Regions from separate parts of the Mus musculus genome. Here all the other regions are linked to region 1. A link is a loop called in an ENCODE intact Hi-C map of the cell type or tissue named here. Cell type or tissue: heart. All regions are shown on one strand. Each heading gives the region's core, and the rest is flanking DNA. Links, peaks and the distances in the headings are about the cores only.

Evidence for each region. Hi-C counts contacts between places; a loop is a spot of excess contacts. Peaks named below come from ENCODE experiments on the same cell type or tissue, not always from the same donor. Only the 100,000 strongest peaks of a DNase experiment are listed, where the experiment ranks them.
Region 2: a loop joins it to region 1, with 3 times the contacts of the local background. A loop is called at or near these places in 26 of 42 quality-filtered maps.
Region 3: a loop joins it to region 1, with 5 times the contacts of the local background. A loop is called at or near these places in 7 of 42 quality-filtered maps.
Region 4: a loop joins it to region 1, with 2.5 times the contacts of the local background. A loop is called at or near these places in 13 of 42 quality-filtered maps.

Annotation. Positions count from the first base shown.
Region 1 is chr1:24,001,766-24,009,437 of GRCm38, forward strand. Sdhaf4 (succinate dehydrogenase complex assembly factor 4) reads right to left here and starts at 3,875. Exons shown (of 3, transcript NM_026503.3): 1 at 3,781-3,875; 2 at 1,392-1,541. The coding sequence starts at 3,835. In heart, for the core only: no CTCF peak of the experiment used is centred there; a DNase peak (open chromatin) is centred at 3,896; H3K4me3 peaks cover 1,391 bases; H3K27ac peaks cover 1,052 bases.
Region 2 is chr1:23,918,141-23,925,812 of GRCm38, forward strand. It overlaps Smap1 (small ArfGAP 1), which reads right to left and starts at 4,241. Exons shown (of 10, transcript NM_028534.3): 1 at 3,898-4,241. The coding sequence starts at 4,015. In heart, for the core only: a CTCF peak has its summit at 2,311 (motif pointing right); a DNase peak (open chromatin) is centred at 4,231; H3K4me3 peaks cover 2,631 bases; H3K27ac peaks cover 1,270 bases.
Region 3 is chr1:24,096,661-24,104,332 of GRCm38, forward strand. It overlaps Fam135a (family with sequence similarity 135, member A), which reads right to left and starts at 3,681. Exons shown (of 21, transcript NM_026604.4): 1 at 3,401-3,681. In heart, for the core only: no CTCF peak of the experiment used is centred there; DNase peaks (open chromatin) are centred at 3,821 and 4,451; H3K4me3 peaks cover 2,585 bases; H3K27ac peaks cover 2,157 bases.
Region 4 is chr1:23,903,181-23,910,852 of GRCm38, forward strand. All of the region lies in intron 1 of Smap1 (small ArfGAP 1), which reads right to left. Among named protein-coding and RNA genes, the nearest start is that of Smap1, 15 kb to the right of the region's middle. In heart, for the core only: a CTCF peak has its summit at 3,086 (motif pointing right); no DNase peak of the experiment used is centred there.

The DNA of each region.
Region 1 (7,672 bases), core at 1,017-6,016:
GTTTGTTTGTTTGTTTTTAGACAGTGTTTCTCGGTGTACCCCCTGCCTGGCCTGGAACTTGCTCTGTAGACCAGGCTGGCCTTGAACTTAAGAGATTCACCTGGGTGTGCACCAACCCTGCTCATCTTGAAGCTACCTGTCCTGGGTCCTTAGCTACCGTGTTGCCATGAGAACAATCGTGTTGAGCTGTTTCCTCTCTAAACATCTAACGGTCACTCTGAGGGGCTCGGCTGTGGGTATCTGAGCTGAACTTGCTTACAGGCCGGCCTTCTCCTCAGAGAGCTTAAGATCAGAAGTGAGAGCCGAGCCCACGTGTGGCTGCTCTGGACTGACAGTAGCGAAGAGAGGCTCCTCTCCTTTAGTTCCAGCTGACAGGCGACCCGGGATGAAGGAAGGTTTAATATTAGTTAAGAGAATGGGAGACGTCTCCCCTCGAATACGCAGTTCCCGTTGTTTTCTGAGGGCCAGCTTCTTCCCTGGACCTTAACGCTGCCTCGGCTTTCCCCTGAACGGTAATCATAATCGTACTGCAGCTGATTCTTTTTCTTTCGTAACAGCCAAAAGTTTCCTCAACAAATGCAGGTTTGTTATTTGTATCAAAGAAGATCTCATCTTACATGTTTTACCTTTTGAATAATAAAAGCACAGTAAAAACCAACTAAACAAACAACTCCGCCCCTGCCCAAAACCAAGTGAGTACTAAGAACTTAGAAGCCCTTTTTTTTGAGACAGTCTGTGTTGTCTGGGCTGCTCTCACATTCCCGATTCTCGGGCATCAGTGCTGGTACTGCAGACATGTGCCACCGTTTCTAGCTCTAGAAAGACTTTTTTTTTTTGGTGGTGGTGGGGGTGTTGCATGTGTACTTGTGTATGTATATGTGTATGCATGTTTAATGTATGTGTGCTCCTGTGTGTGCACCCATGTGCTTGTATGCATGTGCATGCTGAGATCAGAGACTGACTTCAGGTGTCTCCCTTCACTGTTCTCGACCTTAGACATTGAAGCAAGGTCTCTCATTTGAGCTCAGCGATTGCTGACTTAGCTAGTCTAGGTAGCCAACTTGCCTCAGGGATCCACTGTGTCTTCTGAGTGTGAAATTGTAGTGGGTTGCCTGCCGCAGCCACTACCACAAGGGTGATGGGATCTGAACTCTGGCCCTCATGCATGTCCTACAAGTACTTCATGCACGGAGGCATCTCACCAACCGAAAACTTTTTTAAAGAAGTAACAACTACACATATGGATAGTCCACATGGTATTTTTACTCACTATATCCTTTATAACCGATAATAACAATTATGACCATATTTCACTTCTTTCACCTTTTCCAGTAATGAGCATCGACCTTGCCATGTTAAGTATGGACAGGGGTTTACTAACCACTACTCACTCTGCAGTGGCTCTCTCTCTTCGGGTGAATCCTCCAGTGAGTCAAAACGACCGAGTGGCAGCTTTGACTTCTTAAGGGCTTGCTTCGCAGGCTCAGGCTTTCCTTCCTGATAACTCATTTTCCTCAAAGAATGATTCAGAAGAGATGGTCCTAATGGAGAAAGAAGGACAAGGCATACAGTGAAAATTCCTTTCTGAACACATACATTCTACACGGATGGGGTATTTCCCTTCATTCTACATGGAGAGGAGATTTCCCTGCCTTGGAGATAACCAATGTTACACGTTTTCAAGAAGAGCTATAAAGCGATGAGACAGTCAAGCACAGGGGAGATAGTTCAGCAACCTTAGACTCCACCTAGTTTGGATTATGCACAGAGTCCTCTTCTAATAATGTACTTGGCAGCTTAGTTTCCGTATGTGTATATATACTATAATACACATACTTTTCTCCAAGAGATGCACCTAACAACCTCTTAGTGACATAAGATACCTCCAAACACCAGGATGTATGTACATCCATCTTTGGACAATGGGATTTTTCTCTTCTCTAAATAACAAACCTAGACAGATTCTATTCATTTGTACTCTCCCCATGTTCCAATACAGGGCCAGAAAGGCCCATCTGGCCTATACTGGGTTTTGGTGCTTACTCACTGTCTTAGTCAGGGTTTCTATTCCTACACAAACATCAAGACCAAGAAGCAAGTTGGGGAGGAAAGGGTTTATTCAGCTTACACTTCCATACTGCTGTTCATCACCAAGGAAGTCAGGACTGGAACTCAAGCAGGTCAGGAAGCAGGAGCTGATGCAGAGGCCATGGAGGGGTGTTTCTTACTGGCTTTCTTCCCCTGGCTTGCTCAGCTTGCTTTCTTATAGAACCCAAGGCTACCAGCCCAGGGATGGCACCACCCACAATGGGCCCTCGCACCCTTGATCACTAATTGAGAAAATGCCTTACAGCTGGATCTCATGGAGACATTTCCTCAAGGGAGGCTCTTTCCTCTGTGATAACTCCAGCTTGTGTCAAGTTGGCGCACAAAACCAGCCAGTAAAACATTCAGTAAGATAAACTGAGCCAAAAAAGTGTATTTTTTCTTTAAGGAAAATCTTTTATTTACTATGTCATGCCAATTTTGGCAGGTGTATTATTGAAGTCAGATGCATTATGGGAAGGAACATACACAAAATTGATAATGCTGCCTAAAATATCAATCAGAGTGCAAACCGCCCAAGCTATATGCCCCTTACTCTTATCCTCTTCCTGTAGCTCCATAAAAGACCAGAGGCAACGAATCAGGCCTCCTTCACTCTGGTTTAAATAAAGTGTCCTTGCTACTTTATAATCAGTATGGGTTTTAATTTCAATCCCTTGACTAAGGAAGCACCTGGCTTGCCCTGATCCTGACAGCAGAATCATTAAATCAGCATCCATTAAGGATCCATTGTGCTGGGGCATGGGGAAACACACACCAGCAGGTGTAGCAGCCTATACTGATGTTTCTAGAATTGTCCAAGTATCCACGAGGGTACATTTCAGGGTGGTATGATCTTGAACTGTGAGTTGTTAGAAAAAGCAATGAATACAATCAGCATAAAATCCTTTCCAGGAAGAAAACCTCATACAGGCACTTAATGGAAAAGGTCTATCACATTTGTACACGGGTTTGTTAATGTTTCTTTTGTTTCAAAACACTGGAATGCTGGATAAACAGTAATAAGGATTTGGAGCGACCCTTTCGGTTTCTATAATTCTCACAGATCATTTAAGATTTTAGCAGCCAACAGGTATTAAATATGTGAAGGGAAACATTAAAAAGTAAAATAAAAACCAGGCCACTTGTTATGAAAGCAGTAATTCTGTCTTTGGTTTACAAAACTTCTCAGGGTTATCATCAAGTAAACTTGCATTCTGCGTGCTCTTTGATATGATAATTGAGGGGTATATTGAGAAAGAATGCAATAGTTCTGAAAACTTTAGCTTCTACAGAAAGACGAGGGCATCTCTTCTAACAGTTCTTGGCTTTGTGAAATTTTTATTTTGTTCTTTGCTCTACGTGTGCACTTCCCCAACGTTTGAACCAGGCTGACCTTGAACTCAGAGATCCTCATGCCTCTGCCAGCCTAGTGCTGGGTCTATAGGCATGCGTCCCTTGTCCGGGTATAAATTATTCTTGATGTAAATAAACCTGTAAATTAATGACACTGGTCTTTTCCGTATTTTTCTAGCCGCATCTAAGAGCGAGGCGCTTTTCGAAAACCCTACGCCAAGCACCGCTAATGCTTCTGTAGCCACCGCGGCAGCGTCTCCGCGCCTGCGCCCTCGCATTTCGGAACTCGGCTTCCCACGCGGGCCCCCAACTCTCAGGACCCCGGGCGGATGGCCTTACTTGCTGCTCTCCAGACGAAAGTCATCCGTGAAACGGAAAGGGTCGTGGAGACCATTGCGCCGGCTCCCACAGCGTCTGCGCACGCGCACCAAGGTGGGAGGGGCGCTCCACAGGGGAGCCCGCGCCCTCTGCGCAGGCGTCAACGAGGGCAGAGAAGGGCGGAGCTTCGTTGTGTCCCTGGAAATCCTCAACTGCTCAACTGCCTCGGGTAATCCTGCAGTGCCTTGTCCTCACAAGTCCTCGCCCTTGGTCCTGCGCAGTACCTGGGCAGCGCTCTTAGCTATTCCGATGGACTTAAAAGACAAAACCAAAAGCCTGCACGAAAGTAATAAATTCTAGAGTTCACACCACCTTAGTGTATGATGCTTTAAGGAGGGAAGTTCAAAGTCCAATACAGAGATGGAAACTTGAATCACCCTAATTTAATTGCTCCATAAATCTGTAGTTAAAAATACCTAACATAAAACATTTAATTAGATTGAAGATTCCCACATTTTGAAAAAATTTTAGTACGTTCAAATATTGTCATGTGAATTGATTATTGAGATTGTTCCATGACAGGGATCTGTTAGAAATTATTTTAAAACACAGGCTGGAGAGATGGCTTCTCTTTCAGAGGACCTGGGTTCTATTCCCAGCACCAACATGGCAACTAGTTTCTAACCCCAATTCCGGAATGTCTGACACACTCTTCTGGACTTTGTTGGCACTAGGCATACACATGGCATGCAAACTTGCATACATACAAACATACATTGCAAACATACTTACATCATACCAGCAAAGCACTCGTACAAAAGAGATCTTTTAAAAATATTGAGCTTAAAACCCTTGAAATATGACAGCTAAAAGTTTCCCCCCATTATTAGAAAACAAACCAAACTCATAGCTGGTCAGACGAGTGGTCCATTAAATTCCCATCTTGCGGTCAAGAGTGCTGACCCCCAAGAACACCTTGATCACCTCACCTTCCTCCTAGCACAGCTGTGTTTCTCAGTGGCTCCATTAATACAATAGCCACAGTGATAAGAACAAAGGCACCAATGTACATTGAACTGTCTTTCTCCTCCCAGGACTTACTGGCTAGCACCACTAACTTAGCAACTCGTGACTGACTTGATCTGTGTCTTTCATCACTAGAGTGGTTTTGTGTTGTTTGTATTTTTTGTTTTTAATGCAGGAGTGCTGTCTACATGTACACCTGCATGCCAGAAGAGGTTATCAGATCCCTCTATAGATAGTCCTGAGTCACCATGTGGTTACTAGGAATGGAACTCAGGTCCTCTGAAAGAGCAGCCCATATTCCTAACTCCTGAGCCATCTTACCAGCTCTCAACCTGCACTATAGTATTAAGCAGCCTGGGAGACAGAGCTGACTTCAAGAGAATCAATTCACCTATCCAATTATGAAGGTAGCAACTTGCTCTTAAATAATTATGTTTGAACTGTGTTAGATTATAGGCGATTCCACTAGACGCCTCCCAGGGACCTAGCAACAGCTTGTCTTCCCCTGCTACTACCTCCAGCTCTGCTCCCACATTCCTTTCTGTCCTTCTCTGTGCTCCATCCTCTTCTCTGCGCTCATAGCTCTGCTCCCACCGTCTACATGTCTGCCTCTACCCTTCTCCAGGTCCTTACTCCCCTTCTCCCCCCACCCCCAATAGGAGATCTATTGCATGGTATAAATTCTCAGGGGCACACCTTGGCATGTTAGCACCAGGTACACCCTTACTGCATTATCTTTCATAACAAACTGTTTTCCTGGTTATCTTTCCTTTCATACAGTTCACCTGTGGCCCTAGTGAATGCTTTGTACTACATAAAGTGTCCTACACAAATTGCATATCAAAAGAACTTTTTCCTGTGGATGTAAATCAGGGGACTGCTATTGAGAGGATCCACTGATCGTATCAATTATTCCATCTTCCAGGCACTGGCCTTCTAGGATGATGGGCTGATTGGGGTTTGGAACCAGGTGATCAAATACTTGGATGTGCTGTCCCTAAAAGATGTCATATACTCCAAAAATCAGTCTTGAGAGATCAACTTGGGTTGAAAGAGTCCCGAGAGTAGAGTGGGGAAACACCCCGGTTACTTCTTAGACACTTCCGATGTTTTACTTTCCACTTGAAGAAACAATCTACCATACCCTGTCACTGCCTGCTATGGCCCACTGTACCAGTGTTGTGAAATGCCTGTAATTCTGCTCCAGCTACACAAGGCTTGGGCAATGTATCACCTGAGTGAGGTAACTCGGACTCTAAAGGACATGCATGGTATGTACTCACTAATAAGTGGATACTAACCGGAAAAAAAAAAAAAGCGCTGAATACTGAAGCCCACAGAACACAAAAAGGTCAACAAGCTGAAGGGCCCAAGTGAGAGGAAAGCAACCACAACGGGGAACGGAGGGACCTTCGAGGGAAAAGGGATGGGGAGGGGTGGAGAGGGGAACATGATCAGTTATTGGGTCAGGGGAAGGACTGAAATCCCTGAGGGCCAGCAGAAAGAATGGAAACAGGCAACCTCTGGAGGTAGGAGGTTGTGGGGACCCTTCAGAATGTACCAGAGACCTGGGAGGTGAGAGACTCTCAAGACTCAAAGAGAAGGACCTTAGATAAAATGCCCTACACTGGGGAGCGGGAACTTATAGAGCCCACCTCCAGCAAGAAGACAGGGCATCAAGTGAGGGATGGGGTTGCCATCCCACAGTCAAAACTCTGACCCATAATTGTTCCTGTCTGAAAGAATTATGGGGATGGAAATGTAGAGGAGCCTGAGGAAAAGAAGGTCCAGTGACAGGCCTAAAGTGGGATCCAGCTCAAGGGGAGGCTCCAAGGCTTGACACTAATACCAAGGGTATGGAGCCCTCACAAAAAAGAGAGCTATCATGACTGCTCTCCAGAAGACCCAACAAGCAGCTAAAAGAGTCAGATGCAGATATTTGCACCCAAGCAATGGACAAAAGAAGCTGCTGAGCCCTGTGGTTGAACCAGGGAAAAACTGGAAGAAACTAAGGGGAATGGTGACCCTGTAGGAGAACCAGGAGTCTTAATCTGGTTCCCCAAGATCTCTCAAACACTGTACCACCAAACAGACAGCATACACCAGCTGATATGAGACCCCCAACACATATACAGCAGAGGATACCGGGTCTGGGTTCAGTCAGAGAAGATGCATCTAACCCTCAAGAGACTGGAGGCCCCACAGAGTTTAGAGGTCTGGTGGGGTGGGGGGCAGGGGTATCCAAGTGGAGACAGGGGAATGGGGAGGTGTGGGATGTGGAACAGTCAGAGGGTGAACCAGGAGGGGAATAAAATCTGGAGTTTAAAATAAAAAAAGAAAAAAGAACAAAAAGGGATTATCTTCCTCCACAATTAAAAGGCTAGGCTTGTAGCAGGGGAGTCCTGGTATGGGGCTACCAGAGACCAGCCATTTTGTGACGCTGTGGAGGTGAAGCCTGGATTGGTTTGGTGATCCTAGAGATGTGTGCCCTGTCAAGAAAAGCTGTAGAATCAGCCCAAGAGATTAAAGTTGCTGTCAGCAGGGATGGAGGTAAGAAGAGTCATCTAAGTCCTTTGCCAAAGGACACAGGATATGGAGTGTGCTTTGACTCTTCACTGTCTCGTCCTCTGTAGAACGGGGATGTATATTCTGTGCCATTATATGCTGGAGTATGTGATTTGCTTTCTGCTTTTACATGGGGGTTAGTTAAGAGATTTCCTTGAGACAGTATTGAGACTGAAAGACTGGAGACTTTTAAAGCTGGACAGAATATATTTTGCATTGTGATATGGCTAAGGCTACGGGGGTCAGGGAGTGAAATGTGGTGATTTGAATGAGGATGACCCACCCACGGGCTTGTCTGTCTGAATGTCTACTCCCTAGGTGG
Region 2 (7,672 bases), core at 1,233-6,232, 83 kb before region 1:
CATACAACCAAAAGGTATTTGCTGAGTTCTATTTTCCTACCAAACTCATTCACTGTGCTTTAAGGCTGAGGAAGCTACTCTGAGCAACATAAACAAGACTTCTCCTTCAAAGCTGCAATTCAATAGAAATATGGAGTGCCCAACCATTACTTCAGTGATGTTCTAATTATAAGTGTGGTAAGATTTAAAATAATGTCGCAAGTGTACAAATAAAAGTAAACTTAGTCTGGGAAGCTGAAGGGAAACTAGAAATGACATTTAAGCAAAATGTAAAGATGAGCAAAAGCTGAAACAACAGAAGCCAGAAGGCTCATTCGTAGGACTAGCACAAAGGCTTTGAGGAATCATCAGAGCTGGTGAGCAAGGGTCAAGGCCCAGGGAAAGGGCGAGAAAGAAAGAAAGAGAAGGTTATTTCTTTTTTTTGGTTTTTTTTTTTTTGGGGGGGGGGGGGTTCAAGACAGGGTTTCTCTGTATAGCCCTGGCTGTCCTGGAGCTCACTTTGTAGACCAGGATGGCCTTGAACTCAGAAATCCGCCTGCCTCTGCCTCCTGAGTGCTGGGATTAAAGGCGTGCACCACCACGCCCGGCCGAGAAGGTTATTTCTTATAGCCGCTACCGTTACACTTGGCATACTGTTTCAGAATCACTCATTCTGAATATTGCCATGTTCAGTCTCCATTAAACATACTCCTTTCAGTCTTATAAAAGTTTCTGTACCAAAACCTAATCCAGTTCTTAACTGTCCTCAAGACCTGTGGAAAAAAGAAGTGTTTGAATTAAGAAAGCAGCATACCCTTTGAATACTACAAAGTCTGAAAAAATTAACTCTAGGGTTCAAAACCTTGAGTCTCTGACTGCCCTAAAACTTACTGAGCAAGAAAGTCATTTTCATTCCAATTTTTACATATTTTAAAAAAATCAAAGCCAGTATTACTTATGAATGAAGCTTAAATTCTGAAAAGTAAATTTAAGATGGCAAATTTAAAATGACTCCATATCCTCGCTACCCATACTGCCACCAATTAATAATCATGAGAACTGCTTTCAACTCCTGCAGAGTCACAGTGATAGCCGGAGTCAGGCAGCTCTATCTGGCAGTTCCTGCTCTCCAGTTGTACAATGTATTGAAGAACAGGGTCAAGAGCAGGAGCCGGGACCTGTGCCATCATGTCCTCCTTCCTTGCTAATACTGTCAGTACCAGACATACAAGCTAATGACTAAGAAAGTGTCAAAATCCAACCGGCACTCCTCTGCTAACTCTACTCAGGTAACAGATGATAAACTAAGCTTTCTTTTAGGTCCATGTTCTCACAGAATAATGGGAAACTCTTTTAAAGTAAGAAAACAGAACTTCACCACTTACATTTATTATGGTTACTGACATATAGAACAACAGATTCAAAGTCATACAAAAAGCCAAGGAGGATTTTACTCTAAGAATATGTCAAAATGGGCTCGCCCATACCAAAAGCACAAAACTTTACAAGAAGTGTATAAAGTTATACAGTGTATAGTATGCATACTCAGGAAGGAAAGATAGGAAAATCACAAGACTGAGGCTAACCAGGATGACAAACCCATCTCAAAAAAGAGGAGGGATGTAACAGTGGAAAAATGCTTGCCTCCCACATAGAAATCAATGGTGTTTGATCCCACAGTACACACAAATGCATCTTACACATACATACACACACACACACACACACCCTATAAATCCTAAGTAAAATGTGAAATGGTCATACCAGTGAATATTTCCTTAAGTATCAAAATAAAACAATAAAATAATTTACAACCATTATTCTAGGTTTGGCTGAAATTCATAATCTTTCTAAGTCACTGACAACAGAGCCCATGGCCTTCCAGTGGAGCCCTTGAACTACTGATACTAGACTATCCCACTTTTCCCACTTCTCAAGAAAAGAGAAAATTCATAATTAAGTGACTAAACAAGAGCAAAATAAAAAGCTATTCATTCCACATACATGGACTGGATTCACGCGGTTACACAAAAGTGATCAAAACAAATGTTGCCTACTGTTCAGAAGTAAAACTTCTTTACCCAATTAAAGAAGAACGTAATTGCTTTCTTTCCATCTCCCAAAAACAGAAAAAAAAAAAAAAAAGGTTAACACATTTAGTGAAAATCTGAAAATCTGATTGCAGTACCCCTTTGGAGAAAGAAATTTGAATCTTTTAAGTTACTTCTATTCATGAAAGGAAATTATTGGCTTACATTGACTTACATAATTCTTTTACAAATGTGTATGAATTTTCATGTCTCTGTGCCATCTGCATGCCTGGTGGCTACAGGGGCCAGCAGAGGGCCTGGGACCTGCTGTTCCTAGAGTTACAGAGAGAGCTGCTATGTGGCTCGGGAGCAGCCGGTGTTCTGACCCTAGACCATCTCTGCAGCCCTGGATGCTCTTTAGCCACAGCTTCCCAGACCAGAGTCTTTACTTAACTGTGTTAGGACTCAAGGTGATGAAACATAAACTAACTCTGGCCCTTGTTCCTTTTCTTAGCTTCTAATAACCTATTTTTTTTAAGTGTTTTACAAGTAAAAAGATAAGAGAGTGACTGAGCTTCAATACAGAACACTATTTCCTAATAACCACATGCAAGAATCAAGTACCAAGCAAGCAAATAAATATTACTACAAAAATCAGGCATGCCTTTTCTTTTAAATGCCTTGCCTAAGGATTACATGGGATAACCTCACAGTCAAGTTACTATAATGCTGTAAAGTGCTTCATAAAAATCCCAATTAAAGTGTGTACATGTGATTTCGCCCAGTAAGGAAGTAGCTGTTATGACAGAGAGATGATGCTGATGTTATGAGACTTAATTTATTCACATATAACCCAGCCTACTGCAATGGACTCTTTTGCTCAGTGTTGAGAGAAAACAGTAAAAACTCTAGAAAAGTAGTTAAATAATGCAGAAATCTTAATCCTCGCTCACAATGGCTGTCTCTGCTCCCAGCAACTACCTATTTCCCAGAGAAAAATCAAATGTACATTTTCCTAACTACATAGAAGTAGGATTTTTAAATCTCCATTACTCTCCATGATATTACTTACATTAGAAATAAACCACATCTCCAAACAAAAACTATCAGCTAAAAATAATTTATCTATTTCAAAGGCTCAAGCAGAAACCTCCACCTGAACTAAAAATAGTGGGGTTTTTTTTTCTTCTTCTTCTTCTCAGTATCTTAAAATGCACCTTCCACATTTATGAAGTGGACAGACCAGTGTCCACAAATTCGCCAATGGGTCGTCTGGGGGAATCTAACGACTGAACTCTTTATGAACATAACACACTTTCCTTAGGACACTATAACATCCAGAATAAGAGAGTGTGAGTGTGTGTGTGTGTGTGTGTGTGTGTGTGTGTTATACATAGTATACACAAATAATGAAAACCCTATCTCGATTATGTTATGCAGTGACATCTCAAACCACCCCAAAACACTGTTCTTTTTCAGAAACAGAAGTAAACGCCCTGTGCAAGAGCTGTCAGGTGGGCAGGCAGGTAGGGCTCCATCTGGGACACCGCACCACTGGGGAAAGGGAGGACGACGCGATCTCGTGGGAGGAAGGGAGGGTCGCCAAGAGGACAGGGACCTAAGGGCGACTCCACCCACGGAGTCGCTGAGGCTGAGGCAGGAGGGCTCCCACAGCCCTATCAGCACCGCCCAGCCGGCGGCCCAAGGCGGTGGCAGCGGCGCGACGCCGGCTCCGAGCCGGAGGCTGAGGCCGCGACCTCCGTGCTAGCCGAGAGCCAGAGGCCGCCCGCCCTCCCGGGAGAGCCGGCGCGGACGAGACGCCGCGGAGGGTGGGAAGGTCACAGCCGCAGGAGGCCCCGGCCGAGCGGCCACCAAGCCCGCGCGCTACCTTTGGCCTCGCAGTCGGCGCAGTACTTGTTGTCCTCCTCCCTCAGCAGTTTGGACAGGATGAGCTGGTGCTGCTCGTTCAGCTTCTGAGCCTTCTCCCGACAGGAGCGTGTCGCCATGTCGGCGGCGGGGCGGCGGGCCCGGACGCGGGCGAGCGGACGGGCGGACGGCGCTGGCGAGGCCGGGCGGGCGAGGGCACCTGACGCCGCTGGGGCCGCGGACGGACTCGGCCCAGGAAGCGGCGGCAGCGGCGGTGGCGGCGGCGGCTGGAACCGGAGGAGGGGCGGCGGCGGCCGAGCCAGCGCCGACGTGTCCCGCCTCCTCGCCGGGCCCGCCGCACGCTCCGCCCGAGCCGGCGAGGGGCGGGGCGGGAAGAGCCGCCGCTTCCGGGAGGACGCAGCGCTGGGCGCTGCGCATGCGCCCAGCTGCCCGCGTGCCGGGAGACTCCCAAGGTGATTCCAGAGAAGCGTCTGACGCTCCCCGGGGCGAGATTCCCCACTCTTGACACCTGATCGTCGCTTGAAGCCTCTAGAGACCTGAAAGTGGAAGAATTTTTTTTTTTTACCGGGAAGCGACTTTCACAGTCTTTGCATTTTTCACAGTCTTTGCATTTGTGTACACAGCACTGGAAATGTCCAAATTATAGTTATATATATATAGTTATAATGGGTAGATGCATCCCATGTGTGTGCATCGGGAGTTTGGAAACGGTATACTAGAAGCGGATGGAATGAAATGGGGCTAAAAGTGTCTTACGTTTTAGAGGAAAATAGACATGTTTGGGGGGGAGAGGTAACGTAATAAACCCTACCTCCCTCAACAATATTGATAATCTCATATACAGGAAAATGAGGCAAAACAGTCAAGTCACTTGGCCATGCTACAAGTGGAAGAGTTAAAACCAGGCAATATACCCCGCCTAGGAAGAGGGAAAGTGATCAAAAAGTGAATTATTAAAGGGATGTCACTTTAAGAAATTGTGTGCTGCTAGGATCCCTTCCCTGGGAGAAACTTAAGCCTGTTCCTTCTCGTAAGATCCTAAAGACAAACTTAGGTATAATTCCAACAAAGTTCACCCAGGAGAACCAATGAGCTTATTAGGCTTAAAGAGCAACTGGTAAGGGGTATGGATAGGAGCATAGATGACCTTAGAATAGCCACACTGGAAGGTCTGCACATAGCAAGGATGATGGTCCTTAGGAACCTGACATGGAATTCCCTCCCTCCATCTTCCCCCAGGTATATCCTCTAGCCCCTCCCTGAGACCAGATACAAGCAGGGCAGAACCACATACAACAGTGACTGAATAGTGTGGTAGGGGTTCCCTTCCATAAGTCTCCATATACCCTCCCTATGGTGGAACATAAATAGTCAACAGGCCCAGCTGTGATGGTCCTTTGCAAGAAGGCCAAGCACAAGGCTTCTGAAACTGACAGTGTGTTTCAGAAGATGTTCCTACATAACACAATGTAAACGACATTCTTCCCTGCAAGGAAAGACAGTTTTAAAAAGGAAGACATTCTCGATGATAGCCCATCAGGTTTACTAAGGTTGAACTCAGTGAAACAGTTGGAGTGATTCGGCTTGCTGTGTAGTAAGTATGAGCAATACTATGTGTGGGCCTTATGTAAGTAGAATAAACATAGCCCTGGCCTGAGGTAGGAGAGATGCTAAGAATGGCAGGAAGCAGGATTCTCTGTGATACGCTCTACCTATCCCTCTTGGGCTTAAGATTCCAAAGACATAAAAGCGGATCATGGCAGGGAAGCATTGGCAGAGAGCAGAAGACACAGTCACTGGAGCAGAAGCTGGAGGCTATCTTGGAAGCAGAGCATGCTGGGAACACAGAAAGGCTTTACAACTCAAACCTTACACATGTGACATACTGCCTCGGCAAGGCCATGCCTCCTAAACTTACCCAAACAGTGTCACTAACTAGGGACCAATTATGCAAACATCTCAGCCTATGGGAGATAGTCTCATCAAACCACCACATTATGACAACAAGATGAGGCAGGAAACACCGAAAATGTAGTTTAGCAACCTGGAAGAGAGAGAGAGAGAGAGAGAGAGAGAGAGAGACTCCCTTTAAAAACAAAAGTTATTAATTCCTTAAGAGTTTCATACATACAATGCATTTTTATTGTATCTCCCACCACATACTCCTCCTCTACAACCCTATCTCAACCTAATGTCCTCTGATCTGAGGGGTGTGTGTGTGTGTGTGTGTGTTGCGGTTTTGAGGTTTGAGGTCACTAGATCGTTTTTTTTTTTTTTTTTTTTTTTTTTTTTTTTTTTGCACTGCCCACATATTCGTGGCTGTGGTGCTCTCCACTAGAACAGAGGTTCTTAACCTTCCTAGTAAAGCAACCCTTGAATATATTTCCTCATGTTGTGATGACCCCCACACACACCCATAAAATTATTTGTGTTGCTACTTTATAACTATAATTTTGCTACTTTTATGAGTCATAATGTAAATGTGGTGGTTTGAATATGTTTAGCCCGGGGAGGTGTGGCCTTGGTGGAGGAAGTTTGTCACTGTTGCAGTAGGCTTTGACCCTTTTCCTAGTTGCCTGGAAGTCAGTCTTCTACTGACTGCTTTTGGATCAAGATGTAGAACTCTTGGCTCCTTCTCCAGCACCATGTCTGCCTGGACACTGCCATGATTCCTGCCATGATAATAATGGACTGAACCTCCGAACCTGAAAGCCAGCCCCAATTAAATGTTGTCCCTTATAAGAGTTTCTTTGGTCATGATGTGTGACAGAATTTTTCCTGTCAAATCACACTAACAGGAGTGTGATGCAGAAGGCCAGTGATTGTACAGGGAAAGAGAGGAGAAGCTAAGAGTTGCAGAGACAGAGAGCTTCTATGGAGAGAAAAAGGGCCAAGATAGAAGCAGATAGACAGGAAGAAGAACCTGAAACAGCATGGCTTTAATTAGCCACTGGTAGTTATGATATCATAAAGGATAGAATAATTGGGATAATTTGTTTAATCTAGGTGGGCAGCTTTTATCATTATCAATTGGTTCTGAAATTATTGTATTGACATCTTACGAGTTGAGAATTTATTGATACATAAATCTGACTTGTTAATTATAAGCTTCCAGGGTTTTTATTTACTGGGTTACTGAAATGTGGGACCGTCAACTACAGGGGTTTATGGCAGAAAGGGAACTAATGGCTCCAGAGACAAGCAAACCAGAGCTGGGTACACAGTGGTCAATCCCTGCAGGGGCTAGCTAGAGACAGCTGGCAGGCAGTAGCATGGGAACTTTGCGGGTCTTTTATAATATTTCCCACAACAGGTGGTGAACCGACATGTTGGTTGGTTCCTCGTCTCAGCAATGGAAATCCTAACTAAGACAGTCTGGGTAAGGGCAGGGGACTATCCAGCTTGAACAAGTTTTCGGTACATGCACAATAAGGCAAACCATGTCTCTAAGTGAACTTTTAGGAAGAATCTCTTATTTAACATCTTATGCCAATGCATAATTGGGCATGCATATTAACATAATTGGTCGTATTATGGGAAGTGACATGTGCAGTGAGAAAAAGCCTACACAAACTTTATCCTTAGTAACAAAATCCTCTTCCTCTTGAATCCCATAAAAAAAAAAAGTTCAAATACTAACTGGAGCCCTTGAGGATCCTCATTCATGTGGCCCACTATTCTCATGCACTGTATTCTAATCAGTATTTCTATTGTTTTGCTTTTATTTAAGTGTCCTTGCTACTTTTTCAATTTTGTATAGGATTTTATTTCATTCC
Region 3 (7,672 bases), core at 1,266-6,265, 95 kb after region 1:
ATCATATTATTATATGGCAATTCAGTTATGAATTTTACACAAAGGAGCTGGGGAAAGCCTGCATTCTAACCCTATCCACCTGCACTGGGAACTCCTTCTAAGTCTTAGAGCTAAGTAAGGATGAGGACAGCATGAAAACCTGGAGTTTGCCATTGCAAAGGACAAAAAGGGCAGAGGACACAGGCTTCCATGGTCCTACACTGATGATGATCCCTGACTTGTTACTTAGACAGGAAGAGGTTACTTAGACACCTTCCAAGTCTATAGCTTACTGGCAAATTGTATACATCAATGATCGCGTGTGACAGTCACCACTGCTGTTAACAGTAATTATGAATGCTACACTCGCCTACCATAGCATAACCCGCAGAGGATTCAATAGGAAACACCAATTCTAGGACAGATTAAACTAAGTGTTGCTAAAGGACATGAATAAAACTGAACAGAAATGTTCTAAATGCCTAGTGAGAACCCACTGCATCTGGCCAAACCCAGACATCCATATTCACAAGATACTCTAGAAATAATTTCTGAATTATGATTGGTGTGATAGAACTCTATAAAAGGAAATCCACACTGTAAGTTTCTTAGAACTGTCTCTTGGTTGAGAGATAATTCACAAAGTTGGTTTGATAAAAACAAGAACTGGGTAAGAGTTTTAAATAGGATACACCCTTTAATGACAGTATACCTGGCCCTTACACCTGAACACTTAGGTACATGTTAAAAACTGAAAATCCTTAAAATAGGCAACCTCTGTATAGAAGAGCCTAACTACACTCTTGAAAGCATGCAGCCTACCAACATGCACACTGTAACTTTTTTGAAAACGTCTGGATCCAGTAAGAATGCTCTCTGTATCCCAGCTCTGCATCTGGTTCCTCCTCGGTCCTTAACCTTCTTGACACTCAAAGCAAACTGAGCTACTCAGTCTAAGGCTCTATGCTTTATCTCTGCTCACTTAAACAAACACATGTACATATCACAAAGTTCACTAGCTTTCTCCTCCATACCTCAATCCAAAACAAAGGCAATCCTGGCCTTCTCTATGTCCTAAACAATCTCTCGTGACTGACCCGTAAGTCCAAGGGGCTCTCGTTTACAGAAACTAAAGGGAACATAAAAGACAACAGGAAACTAGAGTCACTAAAGACAGAACTCTTACAGTTCCTTTCAGGATCGACTCCGGGCAAACAAAGAGTGACCCAACGCCTGCTCATTGTGTCTGAACATTAACTAATCTAAGCTCGTTCAGAGTTCACTACTATTCTACTAGATATAGTCTATAGAATTATGAAATTTTAAAAAAGACATCAAACTGTTTAGGGATTTAAATCTTTAGGGATTTAAGTACTAGTAACTTTATTGTTGCTAGTATCTAATTAAACAAAAATATGTATTTCCATGGCAATTTTTGTCTGTGGTGGCCCTAAACGTGTTTAAATGAGGGGTGATTACAGACAGATTACTGGGCTGCCCGAGTTACTACTACAGTTTACAGGTGGAGACACTGAGGGGACGCTGGATGGCTTCTTCAGACTACTACTGAGTTATGCTCTGGGTTCAAATCTTTTCACATTTACTCTTGCGCCTGCTGTATAACATAGATCCCTTATTTCAATTCAAAGAAAATTAACATAGCTCACTATAATACTAAGAATTTGTAGATGGTAACTTTCTAATGGATATTTCCCTACAAGTAAAGAGACTGGTTTTTAAAGGAGAGCAAGCATCTTTGAGAAACAGCAATCACCTATTTGCATTTGAAAAAGCATTAAAATGTAAACTATAGGAAAAGTTCTTCACTTCATCATACATACAAGTTCTTTTAAGAGAAATGTTCTTTAATTACACCGGGTTCTTCTACTTTTTTAATTTTAAGCCCACTCTGAACAAGAAACTACTCCTTTTTCCCCCTGCCTTGGTATTTTTCTTCTTAAAATAGAAATCTAAAACAATGTAAGTCCTACCTGACATAGATAACTTAAGGAAGAACTTATTGTTTGCAGGCTGCTTTGAGATTCCAGAATGAAATACATAATCCAGTTGTTCTTCAACCCTAAAACAAAGGCAAACTTTACTGACAGTAACTGCCTCAGCAGATGCCTCCAGAGCGTGACACTACACCATCGTCAACAGAAACACAAGGTTCATTTCAATTAGATTGGATTCAAAATGGAGGGAAGAAAAGCTCCCAAATGTATTAAGTTCTTTTGCCCAAATCAAAAGATTAAATACTTCTTTCTTGATAAGCAATTATCCTATTCTTGTTCGCAAAAACTGTACGCATTTATTAAATAGAACAAGCTCAAAATGATGTAACCAACCGTAATCGTAAAACAACAAATCAATACATTTTATATAGTAATTTTTGTTAAATTTCACTTCAGATTTGTTCCTGGTCAACTGTTATTTACTGGAGCACTGACCTCTGGCAAATCTTAACTCTTTATAAATGGCCAGTTTGTTTCTCATAACATGACTGGTACATGTAATTCAAGATCCAATCAAGTGAGCTGCCATTCTTTAGAGAATTTCTGGTGAAGAAAGATGAAGAAACTGCTCTGGAAGCTTCAGTGGGGATACTAGGCATAGCCCTAGCTTGCGTAGAAAGCAGAAGAGAACAGAGGTTGTTACAACTCTTCGGGGATGTAATAAAAAGTAAAACATATGGACTGAAAAAGAGGTTCCATCCACACATATAGGAAAAAGGAGTTTTATGGCTTAAAAAACAAAACACCAACATTAAAGAACTAAAATCGGTTCGGTGGTTAGGAGCGGCTGGACCGAAAGCAATGAGGCGGGGGGACCAAAAGAGGTTAAGAGAGTGAGGGCCTCTGAAGGCAAGGCTCGACACTGGAGCAAAGAGATGCTTAAACGCAACAACAAAACGCAAAAGGCCAAAAAGCCCACCCTCCCACAAGTCAGTAACTAACAAAAGAGCTAGAACGAGGTGCCAAAGGAGAAAATAGTGCTAACAGCGAGGAAACTGATCGGCGACGGCCAAGAGGTTAACGACTGGGGATGCACAGTCGAGGGACCGAGCTGGACCGAGCGGAGAGCTCGACCGACGTCGAGGGACCCCCGGAGCCAAAGGGCGCGCGGGCGCGGGTGGAAGCGAATGAGGGTCGAAGGACCAGGCGGCGACCGTGGAGTGGGGCGGAGAGCCGGCGGGACACCGGGCACGACGAGTGGCAAGGGCCGGCCGGGGGCACCCGCCTGCGCGCCGCGCCCCTCGCGTCCCCGCCGACCTTCAGCGGGCCCAGGACCCGGCTCCGACTGAGGCCAGGGCGCCAGAGGCAGACGAGGCGAGGAGGCCACTTCCTGTCCGGCCCCGCGGGGGAGATGGACCTGGCCCGCGTCGCGGGGCCGGGAGTCGCGCGGACAGCGAGGGGCTCACCTCTCAACCGGCACGGCCTCGGCTGGCGCCTGTGCGACGGAGGAGCTCTGCGTCCGGCTGGTAGGCGTCCTTAGCCAGGTCCGCACCATCCCGCCCCGGGCCCGCTCACATCGCCATCGCAGCACCCGCAACCACCGCAAAGCCAAGAGCCGGCTCGTCTCCGGCGCTCGGCTCCCGGCCCAGAGCCGCCGGCGAGCATGCGCAGTCGCGTCGGTCCCAAGGGAACCGGGCCGCCGAGCGCTACCTGCGTTCAACAGGTCCCGGCCCGCGGCCCCGCCCCTGGGGCTCTCCCCTCCCCCTCCCGCAACGTCCCGCCTTCTCTGAGGCGAGGACCCGCCCCCTTGGGCTCCAAGTCCCGCCCCCCCAGGAGACTCAGCTGCCGCGGGCCCCCGGCGCCAACCGAGATTTGAAGATTTGTTCTCCCTTCCCGGCTCGCCCCTCCCGAGTTCCCGCGAGAACGGGAGACTTGCGTCAATAAAAAGCGCGAGCCCAGCCGGGGTGGGAGCTGGGGGTAGGGGGGGGGATAGTGTGAACCACTGGTCGAGAGTTAAAGGGCCCCAAGAGATGCGAAAGGACAGTTGAAGACTGAGGAGATTTCTCTCGAAGTCATCTACGTCTTCTCTCCTTGCTGCCATGGCTAGAGCCGACCCTCGCGCCTCTGCCAGGGCAGTGGGTCGGTGCTGCCCCAGCAGTCGCTAATGGGGCCATCCATGGTGTGGCCATGCGTGCAGCTGATCTATTAGTGTCTTGATTGATGACATCTTAAATAGAAGCTTTCAGGTCTTAAATTCCATTAACGGAAGCCCATAGTCTTTCATTGATTAACTTCATTTTCTTCTTTCCCGCTGTCCGAACAGAACATTTTTTAAAGATTTATTTACTTTACATCCTGCTCGGTTCCCCCTTCCAGATCCCCTCCCCTCCCACAGTCCTTCCCCCACTCCCCCTTCCCTTCTCTGAGTCTGTGAGGCTGGCACTTCCTATCCCACTGAGGCAGGACAAGGCAGCCCAGCTAATAAAACATATCCCACATAAATGGAGCTGCTTTGGGGATAGTAGCTCCCCTCCCCCTCCCGTTGTTGAAGACCCACATGAAGACCAAGCCACACATCAGCCACACATGCTGGAGGAAGTGGGGTTAGGTCCAGCCCGTGTATACTCTTTGGTTGGGGGTTCAGTCTCTGAGAGCCCCAAGGGTCCTGGTTAGTTGGTCTTCCTGTGGAGTTCCTATCCCCTTCAGGACTGCAATCTTTCCTCCTATTCTTCCATAAGAGGCCCCTCGCTCCATCCACTATTTGGCTGTGGGTGTCTGCTTCGGTTTGAATCATCTCCTGGGTGGAGCCTACAGAGTATCCTTATAATAGTGTCAGGGTTTGGTGCTTGCCCATGGATGGGTCTCAAGTTGGGCCACCAGCAGGACATTTTATAGCTCGTTAAAGCTTCTGTGTGTGACTCAAGCAAGGTTGGGAATTTCAGCAACAGCTGAAAATTTCCCTCAGAGCTGTAACACTTTCACACAGCTCAAGATAAAATGAATGGGGAGAACAGAACACAGCTTGTGATAAAAATGAATTAGGAGGAGAGAGTGGTGTCTCTTAGATATAATGTGAGGGAACATGATGCCACTGATAATCTGCTTGAAGATGGTTAAAAATGGCAAATATTGTGTATATTTGCTAGAATAAACATGAATGAAACCTTTCTGTCCACTTGGCAGTGGTGATGTGGCCTTGTACCTTAGGCCGTTTGAAACCAAGTGTTAAATGTGATTTAACCACTGGCTTTTCTTCAGTTTTTGGGCAAAATTTGAACAGGATTGGAATGCCCGTGTCACCTTATGATAATGTTTGCATAAATGATCCTTCTGGTACAGTTACTCTTGTTTTTTACAGACAGAGTCATATCTACTACGATGGGTGTCCACAATGCACAATGGTAAGGTATTTTTGGGAAGTTATATTTCTTTAACACCAAATATGAGACTGAGGCAAGCGAAGTCTAAGTTTAGCACTTCCTTTATGGGTACAACAGCTTCGGGTTTAAAGGGCGAATATATTAGTTCATCATGTTGTGATGTTACTTCATGGCTTAATGGCTGTGGTCTCTCTGGGAAAAGAATGGTATAAGACAGTGACCATGCCAATCCTCCAGTTAAAAAGAAAGCACTCAGCTGTGTTTCAGGCTTCTCACCTGTAATTGCTGCACTGGACAGGCTGAGAGCAGCCTGAGCTACAATGTGATCCCTTTTCTCAATAAGTATATGAGAGAATTTCTTTTTAAGCTAGTGGCATGACTTGCATCTCGTTGTTGAATGGAGATAATGAGGACTGAGAAGACTTTGCTACTTAGTGAACGCAGTAAAGGAGAAGATTGGAATCTATAGACAATAAATGCACTTTTATAATCTATGTGGCATAGTCTTTAATAATGCATTGCCAGGAGAACCTTGAGACTGCACAACTGATTGGACTACAGAGTGCTTTTTACAGCACGGTATGGAAAGGCTCAAGCAGTTACGTCTGGATTGCAACTCAGATGATATGGGTTTTCCAAGTGGCAAAGCATTTGCTCGGATCAGAAGCTGTCAGACAGGAGACGCCCCTCCTACCGCCACACTTCTGAGTCACTCCTGTAGAGTGTAATTACATAGTATCGAGTGACAGCAATGACTTGACTTCATGGCTTATTCTCCTCTCAGTGTGCCTAGAGCTTACCATGGTGTTCTGTAATGTGGTGTTTATGCTAATTACTACCAGCTTTGCCATAGCAAACGCACCAGAGAGACTAACTCATATGTCTTATGATTCAAACCCTATCACTAGTCCTGACCTTCTAGCTCATTCCAGCCACGGCTCTGTGGCTCACATCAGAGCTTTTCATAGGAAGAGTGATGAACCGCCTTCTTCACCATAGCTGAAACAGACCTCTGCCCACTTCCCCTTTCCCTGGGTACAGAGATCTGTCTCTCGAATCTGGGTTCTCAGGATGGACTCACCAAGCCTAGAATCCCCCAGTCCTACTGGATGCTTTCTTGTGTCTCCCGTAGAGTTCATGTCCATGTGCCGATTGGGTTTCCAAATACTTCTCTATTTCAAAATGATTTCCAACTCCAAGGAAAAGTCAGACATGGACAAAAAGAAGCATTACTTCTAGTGAGACTAGAGAAAGGGATCAAAACATACTACGAATGGAATAAAGGAGGGCTGTCAACTTTAGATTATTTGATGCATGACAGTCTTTGCAAATATTATATAAAATAGTCATGCAACAAATTTAAAGTTATTTAAACACTAATTTACTATGAATTAAAGCCTGCATAAAAGAAAACATTCTTACCTGTATCAAATAAAACTATTGCCGTTTGTACGTGTGTCACCTTTTTTGTTTGTTTAACATCAAAACTCAGTGTTCTTGCCCTTTTCAGTTGTAGAATTTTTAAAGTTGTGTGCTTCTTTTCAGTTATCTCGTGAATTCATTACTTAATTTAAAAAGTTGAAATGTTTTATAAAACCTGTGACCTTATGAAAATGATTATAGCTCTCTGATTTATAGATGGAATAGGCTGCTTCGTGGGTGTGTTGGAAAACTTATTCTTATAAAGACCTTTTTAAAAAAAAGAAAAGGCCCGTGCTTCTGAATATTTCTTTCCCTAAATAGATTGAGTTTCTAGGACAATATTTGTAATGATTGCTGGAAGTCACTTAAAAATCCATACAACTCTAAACTCAAATGTCCATATAGAATGCAAAATTAAACATTTAAAATTCTTCTCTAGAGAAAAGTTCCTTTCAGTTCTAGGTTTTACATGGGACCAACCATTATAAATACAGTAGCCAGAAAAGCCACAACAATAAAATAACACTTTTATACTCTGCTGTCATTAGGCTTAATTTCCTTTATTGCCAATTACAAGTTTGTCTATCCTTATGTTTTTTATTTTTGAAATGTATCATATTACATTTGTTGAATGTAATATCTAGGGTGCAGAGAAAGAAAAACATACAGAATCATGAAAAAAGGGGAATTTAATTTTTAAAACTTTCCAGCCAAATCTTAAAAGGCCCTGGCTCTGCTTAGCCTCCAGGTTGATCAATTTCAGGGTGGCATGGCTGTTGACTAAAATTCAATTACATCTTGAAAGGCTATTTAAATTACTTTTCTAATTTATTCAGCAAAAAAAAAAAATGCAATTTGAACTAATCTGGGTCAGGAGCACACTGTCAGCTTCCGGGTGAGTCTATTTGTAGAAACATCTTGAAGAGGATTTTTGCC
Region 4 (7,672 bases), core at 1,001-6,000, 99 kb before region 1:
TATGAGCCTGGAGAGGGTATCTCAAGTTTAAACTGTAACAAATAGGAATACAAAATGATTATAAAAAAATTAAAGGCAGTTTAGGTTTGCAATTACCATAAAAGTCAGCAAATTGTACTGTTGGACATTTAACACAGAAATGGAACTTCAGTCTGCTTCCTGTTGTGATAAACGCCATGGCTAGAAGATTCAGCTTACAAGTTACAGTCCATCTCAGAGAAAGGGCAGGGCAAGAACCAAGACAGAAGCTTGAAGCGGAAGTCATGGAGAACAAACACTGCTTACTGCTTTATTCTTCATGGCCTTCTTAGCTACAATTATCACTCACTCCAGGACCACTTGCATCTCTCAGTGATCTGAGTTCTACGCATCAAGTAACAATCAATGTCTCAAAGACACACCCACAGGCCCCACAGGCCCCACAGGCCCCACAGGCCCATCTGATGGAAGCAGCTCCTTAACTAAGATTCCTTCTTCCCAAGAGTGTCTAGGCTTGTATCAGGGTGACAAAAACTAAGCAGCACAGTGTGTCTGTTTTTGTGTGCATGTGTTTACATGAGCCAGGCAACCTGAGTGCTGGGAACTGAAGACAAATTCTATTCAAGAGCAGTGCACACTCTTGGCAAATGAGCAATCTCTCTATTTTAAAGTTTAAACTACAACATTTTAAAATGAAATAAAACACTGAAGTGGAAAAGAAACCCAAGGCTGCCGAAGTTAGGAATGTGGGGAAAAAAAACCCTGGGAGAAAGGTTTGTGTATTTATGAGAGGGTGACTAAGGTCCTTAAGATGGTGTAACTCTTCCATATCTTCATATGAGACGCACATCTATGAAGCTACACACATAAAAAAGCTGTATACAGATACATATATTACATGTTATATATATTATACACACACATCTGAGTGTAATAAGTAAACCTCAGTCACTGGTGAATGTCCTCCTGGTTGTGATAGCCCAGAGTTTTATAAAATGTCACTGTCACCGTCACCAGAAACTGGATCAACTGTCTATGACTTTTTTAACCAACTGAATACAGACTATACAACATTCACTCTATCGTAAAGGTCTCTATGTACTGACTCACACTTCTTTCCATTCCAAACCTACCAAAAAGAAAAAGTAGCTTTTACCTCAACTATAATCACTAATTATTTTCTAGCTCAAATATCTGTAACAAAGAAGCCATATGCTAGAAATACTCAATACTTTATACTGAGAAAACTGTAATAGTTTAGCAGTAAATACATGTAAGCTGAAGTAAACTGCGTAGTACCACAAAATTTTAACCATCTTCTATCCTACCAAAAATAAACCCTCCAAAAATAAAAAATAACAAAAACCCTTTAGTTCATCATTATTTATGGAGAAAGTGTTATATGTGAAAAAATATATTTTTATTAGGTATTTATTTCATTTACATTTCCAGTGCTATCCCAAAAGTCCCCCACACGCTCCCCCATCCACTCCCCCACCCACCCACTCCCACTTCTTGGCCCTGGCGTTCCCCTGTACTGAGGCATATAAACTGCACGACCAATGAGCCTCTCTTTCCACTGATGGCCGACTAGGCCATCTTCGGATACATATGCAGCTAGAGACACGAGCTCCGAGGGGTACTGGTTAGTTCATATTGTTGTTCCACCTATAGGGTTGCAGATCTCTTTAGTTCCTTGGGTACTTTCTCTAGCTCCTCCATTGGGGGCCCTGTGATCCATCCAATAGCTGACTGTGAGCATCCACTTCTATGTTTGCTAGGCCCCAACATAGTCTCACAAGAGACAGCCATATCTGGGTCCTTTCAGCAAAATTTTGCTAGTGTATGCAATGGTGTGAGCGTTTGGAAGCTGATTATGGGATGGATCCCCGGATATGGCAGTCTCTAGATGGTCCCCATCCTTTCGTCTCAGCTACAAACTTTGTCTCTGTAACTCCTTCCATAGGTGTTTTGTTCCCAATTCTAAGAAGGGGCAAAGTGTCCACACTCTGGTCTTCGTTCTTCTTGAGTTTCATGCGTTTAGCAAATTGTATCTTATATCTTGGGTATTCTAAGTTTCTGGGCTAATATCCACTTATCGGGCATATATCCAGAAGATATTCCAACCGGTAAGAAGGACACATGCTCCACTATGTTCATAGCAGCCTTATTTATAATAGCCAGAAGCTAGAAAGAACCCAGATGCCCCTCAACAGAGGAATGGATACAGAAAATGTGGTACATTTACACAATGGAGTACTACTCAGCTATTAAAAAGAATGAATTTATGAAATTCCTAGGCAAATGGATGGACCTGGAGGGCATCATACTGAGTGAGGTAACCCAATCACAAAAGAACTCACACAATATGTACTCACTGATAAGAATATATTTCAAATAAACCAATTCATTACTAGTTTAAGAACAGTGCTTTCATGAAAATTATAACCCTTATATGAAATTTGAAATGGGAAAATGCTGGAGGCAGAGTAAGAGCAATGGTAGGGAAGTAAAAAAGTCCATCAGAAGTTCAAGGCCAGACTCCACTATATGATCAGTTCACTATGGCCAGCCAGGGCCCCAATGAAACCCTGCCTCAATAAAATGAAAATATAAAAATTTTACAGTTTAAATATCTTTTAAGATTTCTGTGATATTAAATACAGGCTATACAGTCTGCATTGACAAGAATCACAGTTCTTGGCTAAACATAGCTATTAAATCTTGAAATGTAGCTAATGAAACAAACTGAATGTTTAAAATCAGTTAAATAGGTAGATAAAGATAGTAGCTTCCACAGAGAAATTCACCACTACACACACACACACACACACACACACACACACAGAGGCACGCACACTCATGCTCGCACATACATGGCCACAATGCAGTAACAATCATCAGTACAGTAGGTGAGTACTTCTCAACCAGGGCACTACTTTAAACAAAACAATTTATTATATAATTTATTATGCAAAAAGAACATATCCCTTTTAAACAGGAAGGGTATTTTTCCCAAATTCTATTTTATAATCACTCTTAAGTTACAAAATATTATTCCACTCAAAGGAATTACTAAAGTGATTTTGTTTAGTTAGCAATAATACATTTTCACCAGCAGAGGGCATACATTACACCACAATACTCTTAAATGTTTAAGTTCTACTGTGAGAAATCAATCAATCAATCAGATATTCACTTACACAAAAGGTATTGTACTTTGTTCTAAAAATGAATGTATATTTTATTAAAGGTATATTGACAATTGAATAATATCCCTAAAACCCTAGTTTTGTACATTTTAACTGTTTATTCTAGTTAACTATCATCCCCAAAACAAAACAAAATATATAAAAGGTGAAATCATCTTTCAAGGGATACACACACACACACACACACACACACAATTATTTCCTCAGCTTAAAAATAAATGACAAACCATTTTCTAGATAGAAAATTATCTAAATTCCAACACAAAATAAACATTTGTTTTTAAAAGTAAATTAAACACAAGAAAATAAATGAAATTTTGAAAAGGTGCTAAAACTGACAAAGGCATATTTAGTATTTGAGAAACGGTGCTTACATACCACCTGCCTCTAGCTTGTACATGCACCACTATGCTCATCTCAGAAAATAATTTTATATCAACTAAAAATTACAAAAATAAAATAAAATGAACTCTTAATTTCCTCTATATCCTATTATATTTAATTTTCCTAAGAAGATTGCCTTTTCAAATTCCTTCTGTCTTGCGACTTCTGATTCAGATGTCTTCCATGGTTCTCTTCCCTCCTTGCTAAACGTGGCCATCTAGCCTCTAAGTCAGACAAGCATCTAGTTAGTCCAGTAGTTATGGCTCTGGCACATTCATTTCTGCTAATGACTCCCCAAAAGCAAGCAGCCTCGGTCTCTCCTCTCTCCTGAGGCAGGCCTGTCTCTGGAGGAATGCACATCTGCTCCTGGAGCTCTCCCTTCCTGAACCAACTCTGCCCAACTCTCAGTTAAGTTTGATCATATGCCTTGTCAAAAATCAACTTTTCAATTAAAAGCCCTCTCCCAAAATCTAATCAGTAACATTGCATGCTTACCCAACACTTCCTATACATACAGGCAGAATATACTCTGCTAATGCCCTGCCTGTTTCAACTGGAGAGCAAGTATCCAAACATGCGCCTACTACTAGAGGGGGGTCTTCATTCAAACCACCACAGCCAGGCTTCTGCTGCATAATCTCTAATCAATATCTATTCTAGAGAATAGAAAAACAATTTTTATTCTGTAAAATGATTACTTTTCTTGAACCTTCCATAAAGTATTCTTGCACACCCTAAGACATAACTCATAAATTAGATATAACTCATGACTGTCTCTATAGTATAAAATGAGCATAATTACAAAGCCTTACTCTTCTACCAAAATATTTACTAGACATTACTTCATAAGCTCCTCCATACCCTGTAATATGGGTTTCATCACAGATGTAATGAATGACACTACAGTTCAGAGTTTAAACAAGCGGGAAGAAAGGGAAAATGAAGAAAAGGCAGAAAAGAGGGGGAGAAAGAGAAGGGAAAGGAGAAGAAAGAAAAATCAATCAGAGCCAACAGCCAAGCAGTGAAGACTCTGTTCTCACCATCAAACTAACTGGCCTCTCAATTCTAACAGAGCCCTATCAATTCACTGCCGATGCTCAAAAAGGGATGTAAAGGTCCTAGAACCAAATGAAAATGAAGTCATAACGTATCAGAGCCTTTGGTATAGCTTACACAGTAGTAAGAGGAAAGCTGATAGCTATAAGAGCTTACATGAAAAAATCTCAAACAACTAACCTAATGAGCTCAAGATCTAACAAAACCAAGAAAATCCCACACGCAGAAGCAGTAAATAGCAAGAATAATCATCAGGAAATAAATTAATTAAATGGGGAGCGAACAGAACAGTACATATCAATCAGTTAGACAGTGTGTCTATGAGTTTATGTGTTTATGTGTGTCTTTCTTCCTGTAGGGCATGAAAGCAAAAAGATGACCCTCGAAGGAAGAAGGAAGAAGGCTTGGGGGTATGGAAATAATGGGGAACATGAAAGCAAAAAAGACTAGGGAAAGAAAGGGGCAGGTGTGATGAAGAAATTAATGAGAAAAAAAGGACAATGACATAAAGGTGCAAAAAGTAAAATAATGAAATCTATTACTTCCTATGTTAACTTTAAAACAATTTTAAAAACTACAAGTGGGTAAGCAAGTACATTATAGCCTTTGTTTTTTTCTTTGCCCCTTCAAGATATTCTATCAACGTTTTGTAAAATTTCCCTCTAGACATACAAGCTTTCCTTTTTTGTTGTTATTGTTGTTTTTCTTTGGTAGTTTTTGGTTCTGTGTGGTGCTGAGGACTGAGTCCAAGTCTCTGCACACTAGGCAAATAGTGCTCTACCACTGAGCTAAATACTTTTAAGTATGTTCTACACTGTTTACAAGTTTATTGAGTGAGCTAACCATTTGCTTTGATAACACTGCAGCCATCATAAAAAAGGAATCAAATTTTGAAAGATTTTACATTATTGTCTGATTCATATTTTAACAAAATAACTAAACAGTTGTATAAAGTTAGGACGCATTATAATACCTTTTTTTTCAAATGATGTCATTTGAAATTTGACGAAGTTATCAACATCCAAAACTTACCTCCTTTAGTACTATGTACAATGAAAACTAAAAAAACAAAATGGATAAAGAAAAGGAAAAGAATCTCGAAGCTGAGTTATCATTTTTATGAAGGTTCCATGGAGCGTGTTAATCTGCATGTTACCTCACTACTCCACAGTTTTGGCAGGTCAGCAAGAGCAGGTATATCTCTGTCTCATATGGAGAGATCAGACCAGACACCTCTAAGCTTCCTATAATTTCATAACTACAATATAGATCAGACACCAAACAATATCCCAAATATACCACTGCTTCCTATTCATAGCCTAAAATGAGTAGAATACAGGACTAGATGGCTAGAGCCTAGCATGCCCAGTCTAATAAAAGCTGTCTAGAATTTTCTATTCTCTTGGTCTGACTGAGTAACCAAGACAAAACTATGAAGCTTTCTCCCTCCCACTGAAGGACAGCTCACAAAAGAACAGAAATGACCAATAAGGACACTAAACTTTTCTAACCATAAAACTATGGTGAAAATATATAATAGCAAAATAATCATTTCTTCAATCAAATCAAAGAATCTTATCAAAAACATGAAAACCCAATAGCAGACTGGGAACAGGTCAGCCAGCTAGCATATTAATGAGGGGAATATTAGCTAGTCCCATCACTACAGTAAATATAGATCAAATAGTTTTAAATTTGATACACATGAACATACACTTCAGATTTTATTCTGTGGAAATTTAAATATACACATAAAGCTTTGCTATCATGAATATTTATAAGCTTAGATTTTTTTTAGCAGTCAGGGACAGATTATTTTTAAATACCCTTAGAGTATTTAAAAATACTTACCAGTCGCAAATATTCAGTACAGAGAATAACCTTAAGTTTCCTACAGCTCGGTATTGGCCTTTTTCTCAGCAAATGACATCATCTCCTAATTGTTCCCTCATATTTCAGAACACTCGGACTCTATTCCCTCATAAGCTGATTCACCTTGTTCATCTGACGATGGGGGAGGGGTTCATTTTTAAATGGCTGTCTAAGGAATCTTGTTCTCTCCAGGCCAAGCTGTGTGTGTTCCACTCATTGTGATGCAGCTGCTAAGGCAAAGGCCACCGATAATTCTGCTGATCTGCCCATGGTCTATTGCACTGAACTTCTGGTGTGCCTTCTTCTGTACTTGGAAGATGGAAAACTAAAAACTCCATTTGGTTTCTTTATAGTTAAGAACCTTGTGCTGCAGAGACTACAGGGACAATCATGGAGTCAGCATGGGTCTGAACTAGGTCTCCTGCATATATGTTATGGTTGTGTAGCTTCGTGGTCTTGTGGGACTACAAACAGTGGAAGAAGGGGCTGTCTCTGACTCTTTGCCTGTGTTTGGGACCCTTTTCCTCCTCCTGGGTTCCTTCATTCAGCCTTGATATAAGGATGTGCACCTAATTAGTCTTACTGAAACTTGTTATGCCACATTCGGTTTTTAACCCCGGGAGGCCTGTTCTTTTGTGGCGGGAAAAGAGGAGTGGGTCTGGGGCTGGGGAGGGTAGTCTGAGAAGCGTGGAAGAAGGGTGTTCTCTCAGTCATGAGAGAAGAACAAAAAGTAAAAATTAAAAAAAAGAACTCTATGGTGGTTAGTTTATGTCAACTTGACCCAGGCTAGAGTCATCTGACAAGAGGGAATCCCAATTAAGAAAATGCCTCCAAAAGGTCAGGCTGTAGACAAGCCTATAAAACAATTCTGTAATTACTGACGGATGTGGGAGGGACCGGCCCATTGTGGGTGGCGCCATAGGGAGGAAGCCAGAAAGCATCCACTCCTCTGTGGCCTCTCAATCAATAGAAGCACACTTTCTTGGGTCGTGTTGACTATAGATGCATACCTATAGTCATGGTCCAAAGGCAAGTATGACAGCCAAAATCCAGACACTAGATGAGATTACAGTGGGAGTGAATACAGAAGAAGATGTCCAAGGACTTACTCAAATGGGCCAAGACTCCCTTCTTCTCATTTAAAAAAAAAAAAAAAAGGCATGGTGGCA